Regions from separate parts of the Homo sapiens genome. Here region 2 is linked to region 1. A link is a loop called in an ENCODE intact Hi-C map of the cell type or tissue named here. Cell type or tissue: MCF 10A. All regions are shown on one strand. Region 1 has its middle 8.0 kb from the start of PMP22. Region 2 overlaps TEKT3 (tektin 3).

Region 1 (2,500 bases):
ATAAATGAGCCCACGATGGCCTCTGGGTATTGACCACTTGGTAGTTTATTTCTTCACAGCAGGCTGGGAACCATCAGCTCAAAAGCCCACTGGCCTCAAATTCAAATTTTTACACATCCAGTTATTCTTAAAGTAGCTCAAACAAGCAGCCTTGTTAGCCGCTTGGAACCTGCCTGCTTTGCATGCCCCATGAAATCTTACTCGCATCGGCTGCCCTGGATACCATAGAGCCTTGTGGCTCTAAGACTCCAAGCTGCTATGGCCCTTCGGAGCTTTCTGACCTGGAGACTCCTCACCACACTGCTGAGTGACGTTGGTATCACCTAAACTAATAAGCCCTGTCTCCATGTCTCCCTGCCCCAGGAGTTCCCTTTTCTCTTTAGCTTTCTCCATAGTGGCCCCTGAAAGATCCCCAGCTGTGAAGGATTTTCCCCATCCTGAAACCCTGTCCAAGGCCCACCAATAAAGTTTGTTGTAATTTATTGCCTCTTATTGTCTTCTTTTCTGATCAGATCCCTTCCTGGAACAAATCCCCACATATGGACCGGGAGGGGTGGGATGCAGAGGAACCTGGAGATGGGCACAGAAGCCCAGCAAGGCCGCCACCATCTGTACATGAGGGAGGGGCAGGAAATCCTCCAGAGAAATGGAAGCATCCTGGTGGCCTCATTACACAGGCCTTCCCAGCTTCCTCACGTCACCCAGGGAAGAGTTTCTTCCAAAGAACCCAGGGGAAAGTGGTTCATGTGGATTGCTAGGGATACACCCCCAACTGGAAGGCCTTGTGAAAAAACCTTCACCCCGCAAGCTGAGAGCGAAGACTTGTTAGGAGGCTGAATGCATGGACTTCTCAGCCTTGGAGCTATATCAAATAACCTGGTGCCTCAGCCCGTGCATAAGCCCAGTGGCAGTCCACATGGTATGCTCCCACTCAGGGGACTGAGAGACCCCTTTTCACCCAACAATTTCAGTGTCTGATTATCAATCCTTACCTTTTCCACACAATGTTATGTGCAAATACCTCAATAGAACCCAATCTGGCAGGTCTCTTCTTAATAATTGCACATTGAAATGTCTGTTCGTCATCTAGGCCAGCGGTTTCTTGTATAAAGGAAACAAAAGTCATATAATTCCTTTTACTAAGGTCACTGACCTTTGCAGCTTCTTCCACGATGAGAGAGTAAACAGAAGATGACTAAGTGTTTTTGACATCCAAAGTCACCCACAGCCAGAACCAGAGTCTGGGAGAAGTGTATTTTGGACATCGTGACCTCAACTATGTGAAGGAAAGGAAAACTGAAGTCCTTTTAAAATAATATTCATTCAATAGATATTTATTGAGCAACAGCTACAGGCTAAAAGCAAACATCACACAGCCTCTTCAGTCTTTATTAGCATGCAAAACTAGCCCCAAATGCTCCCCACCCCTGTAAGGATGCCCCCTTGTGATGTGGCATTTCTGCTCCCTTCATCAAGAGGTGAAGTCTGATTCCTCCACTCTTTGAGTCTGGACCTGGCCATGTGACCTCCTTTAGCGAATGGGACATTAACAGTGTGACACAAGCAGAGGCTTTAAAAGAACATTCTCATTGGGATTTGCTCTGTTGCTCCTGGGGACCCTTCCACCATCATCTGAGCAAGGCTGGACAAGCCACTGGATATTGACAGGCAACACTGAGAGAGATCTGAACTGCCTGTGCCATCCCAGCTGAGGTCCTAGACACATGAGCCACCACAGCAGAGAATAGCTGTGCCTGATCTAGACCAGAATGGATGCCAAATAAAGCCCAGCTACCCCTCAATATTGTGAAAAGGAGTAATTTGTTGTGTTAAGACACACTAAGTTTTGGGGTGGTTTGTTACCCAGCAAACACTAACTGATACATTAACAATCCTGGACTTTGGGTTAGACACCAAATGCATTAGATTTGCAAATAGGTCTCTATGCCAGCAGGGGCAGAGGTGATTATCCCTGGCGGTAGCAAATTGACTTCCACTTGTTCCACTGGTTGTCTGGGACCTGAAAATGGACTGTAATAGTTGGCTCAGTTTCATCTCTAAAGGAGGAGAGTGGTTAAGGCCAGAGAGATTGAGAAGATTCCTGGAGTTCTTTGGGAGTCACTTGACTCTATAGAGACTCTCAGGCATTTTCTGAGAGTCTTGTGGTTCTCTGGAGAACGCTATGGATCTGTAGAGAGTCCCATAGATTTGTGGAGTGCTCTGAGGTATAGTGTCGAGGAGGACTTCTCAAACCAACTGGGGTGAAGCACTGTGTTTGTTTGTTCTTTATTTCTAATTCATCACAGTCAGTGACATGACCTACAGGCGGGCCATGGGAGATGGAACATGCCCACTATCATGCACTTGGATGCCACGACAACATCAAATTTCTATCAAATGTTCTAAAGTTTTATTCTCACTGTCTGTACTCATTTCACCACAGCCCTTTAAAAGTTTGTGAATTGGCACTGGTCCCATGTGGGAACAACACTTTGAGTAG
Region 2 (2,500 bases), 52 kb after region 1:
TTAATTATTCTAAAAATTAAGACCTACTTTGGTAAAAAATAAAACATATGCCAATATCAATACCTTGAGTAAGCCACAGAATGCATTCACTACTTGAATTAACTGGCAATGACCGAAGCTCCTCCCTCAATTCATGAACCATTACTCTAATTGCACATTCAGTTTTTTGAGATAAAGCCACCACTGTCAGGTTTTTGAGATAAAGGACCCCCCTGCTACTGACCTAGAAACTAGAAACCTCTAATGCAGTGGTTCTTGTTTTTAAGAAACAGCTTTGTTGAGATATAATTCATAGACCATATAATTCACTTGTTTAAAGTGTGCAGTTTGATGGTTTTTAGTACATTCGCCGAGTTGTATAATCATCACCGGAACCAAATTTAAAACATTTCCATTACCTTCCAAAGAAATCATGTGCCCATTAGCTGTCACCCACAATTTCCAATCCCCCAAGCCTCCTTTCATAATAAGCAACCACAAACCTACTTATAGTCTCTATAGATTTCCCTATTCTGGAAATTTCATATAAATGGAATTACCATATGTGGTCCTTTGTGATGGCTTCTTTCATGTAGCATAATGTTTTCAATATTCATCCATGTTATAGCAACAGATAAGCACATCATTCCTTTTTTTTGGCAGAATAACCTGTTGTATGACTATCTTACATTTTACTTTTCCATTCATCAGCTGATAGACATTTGAGTTGTTTCTACTTTTTGGCTGCTATGAATAATGTTGTTATAAATATCCATGCACAAATTTTTGTTTGGGCATATGTTTTCTTTTCTCCTGGAATGATGCTTGGGAGTAGAACTACTGGATCCTATGGATCATACAGGGTCATTCATGCTTAAGCATTTTCCAAAGGATTTGCCTCATTTTACACTCCCATCAGCAATGTATTAGGGTTCTAATTCCTCCACATTCCAGCCAACTTGTTATTTTCTATATTTTTTATTAGAACTATCCTCATGGGTATGAAGTCATATTTCATTGTGAGATCCTTTGCCCATTTTTAATTGGGTTGATTTTTTTTAATTGTGACAGTTATTTATATATTCTACATACAACTCTTTTCACTTTGTTGCTAGTGTTCTTCAAAATACATTTTTAATTTTGATGATGTCCAGTTTATCTGCTTTTCCTTGTGTTGTTTGTGCTTTTGATATCACATCTAAAAAACTGTTGCCTATTCCAATGTCACGAATATTCATGCCTATGTTCTTTTCTAAAAGTCTTACAGTTTTAGCTCTTATGTATAGGTCTTTGATCCCTTTTGACTTAACTATTTTGTATGTTTGATTTGGAATCCAACTTCATTCTTTCGCATGTGGATATCCAATTGTCCAAATACCATTTGTTGAAGACACTCTTCCCATTGCATTGCCTTGGCATCATTGTCAAAGATCAATAGATGGTAAATGTGATGGTTTATTTCTCAACTCTCAAATTGTGTCCATTGTTAGGCAGGTACTACACTGTCTTACATATTGCAGCTTTATAGTAAGTGTTGAAATCAGGAGGTGTGAGTCCTCCAACTTTCTTCTTTTTCCATATTATTTTGGCTATTCACTATCCTTTGAATTTCTATATGAATTTTAGGATCAGCTCACCAATTTTTACAAAGAAGTCAGCTGGGATTTTGATAGGAATTGTGTTGAGTCTATGAATCTAGTTGAGAAATATTGCCATCTTAACACGAACATCCATGTTTATGGATGTTCCCATCCATAGACATGATATGCCCATTTATTTAGGTCATCTTTAATTTCTTTCAGCAATATTTTGAATTTCTGAGGCACTTGTTCTTTACTCTGCCTAGTCATTAAGATTACCTGGGGGATATTTTAAAAAGATCAATGCCTAGTCCCCACTGCAGATTTGAATCAGCATCTCTGGGTGTGGGACCCAGCCATTGATATTTTTAAAATCTTTGCCAGGTGATTCTAACATGTAGTCAGGTTTGAGAGCCACTACTCAAGTAATGGAAACACTAAATGTAGCCAAGTACCAAAAAAAATCTGTTGGAAATATCATAGTGTGTTTGTGGGCAAGGTGATGAAGTTAAGCTGTTAGAACTGCCTTGTAATTTATTTCATACAGAACATCTCAGGATTAGTGAGAACAAAAGACCACAGGAGAGATGATGGTAAATTCCTATCCAGTTAGGATGACAAAGTAGGTGACAGATTATTTTAAGGCTTGTGAGATTCATCAAAGCCTGGGAAAGAAGAAACAGAAGAGTGGAGACCCATCACTGCAAAACTATTTCATTCAGAATGTTCTATTTCTAACCACTCCTGTCCGGCAATAGGGACAGTGACTTTTACAGTAGATTACAAAACCTTTCTGTAGTAGCCAAAGCTTTCCTGAGTATATTATTTCAACTCAGAGTTCTCTCAGAGAACCAGACAGTAGAGGAAAGGAAAGAGCAAAGAAAAAAGTCTGCTTGTCATCTTTAATGTCATGGGTCACTAAGAAAATGTAAGTGATGTTA

Evidence for each region. Peaks named below come from ENCODE experiments on the same cell type or tissue, not always from the same donor. Only the 100,000 strongest peaks of a DNase experiment are listed, where the experiment ranks them.
Region 2: a loop joins it to region 1, with 2.5 times the contacts of the local background. A loop is called at or near these places in 6 of 110 quality-filtered maps.

What each region holds. Positions count from the first base shown.
Region 1 is chr17:15,272,094-15,274,593 of GRCh38, forward strand. No RefSeq gene overlaps it. Among named protein-coding and RNA genes, the nearest start is that of PMP22, 8.0 kb to the left of the region's middle. In MCF 10A, no CTCF peak of the experiment used is centred here; a DNase peak (open chromatin) is centred at 1,198.
Region 2 is chr17:15,323,653-15,326,152 of GRCh38, forward strand. All of the region lies in intron 4 of TEKT3 (tektin 3), which reads right to left. Among named protein-coding and RNA genes, the nearest start is that of TEKT3, 17 kb to the right of the region's middle. In MCF 10A, no CTCF peak of the experiment used is centred here; no DNase peak of the experiment used is centred here.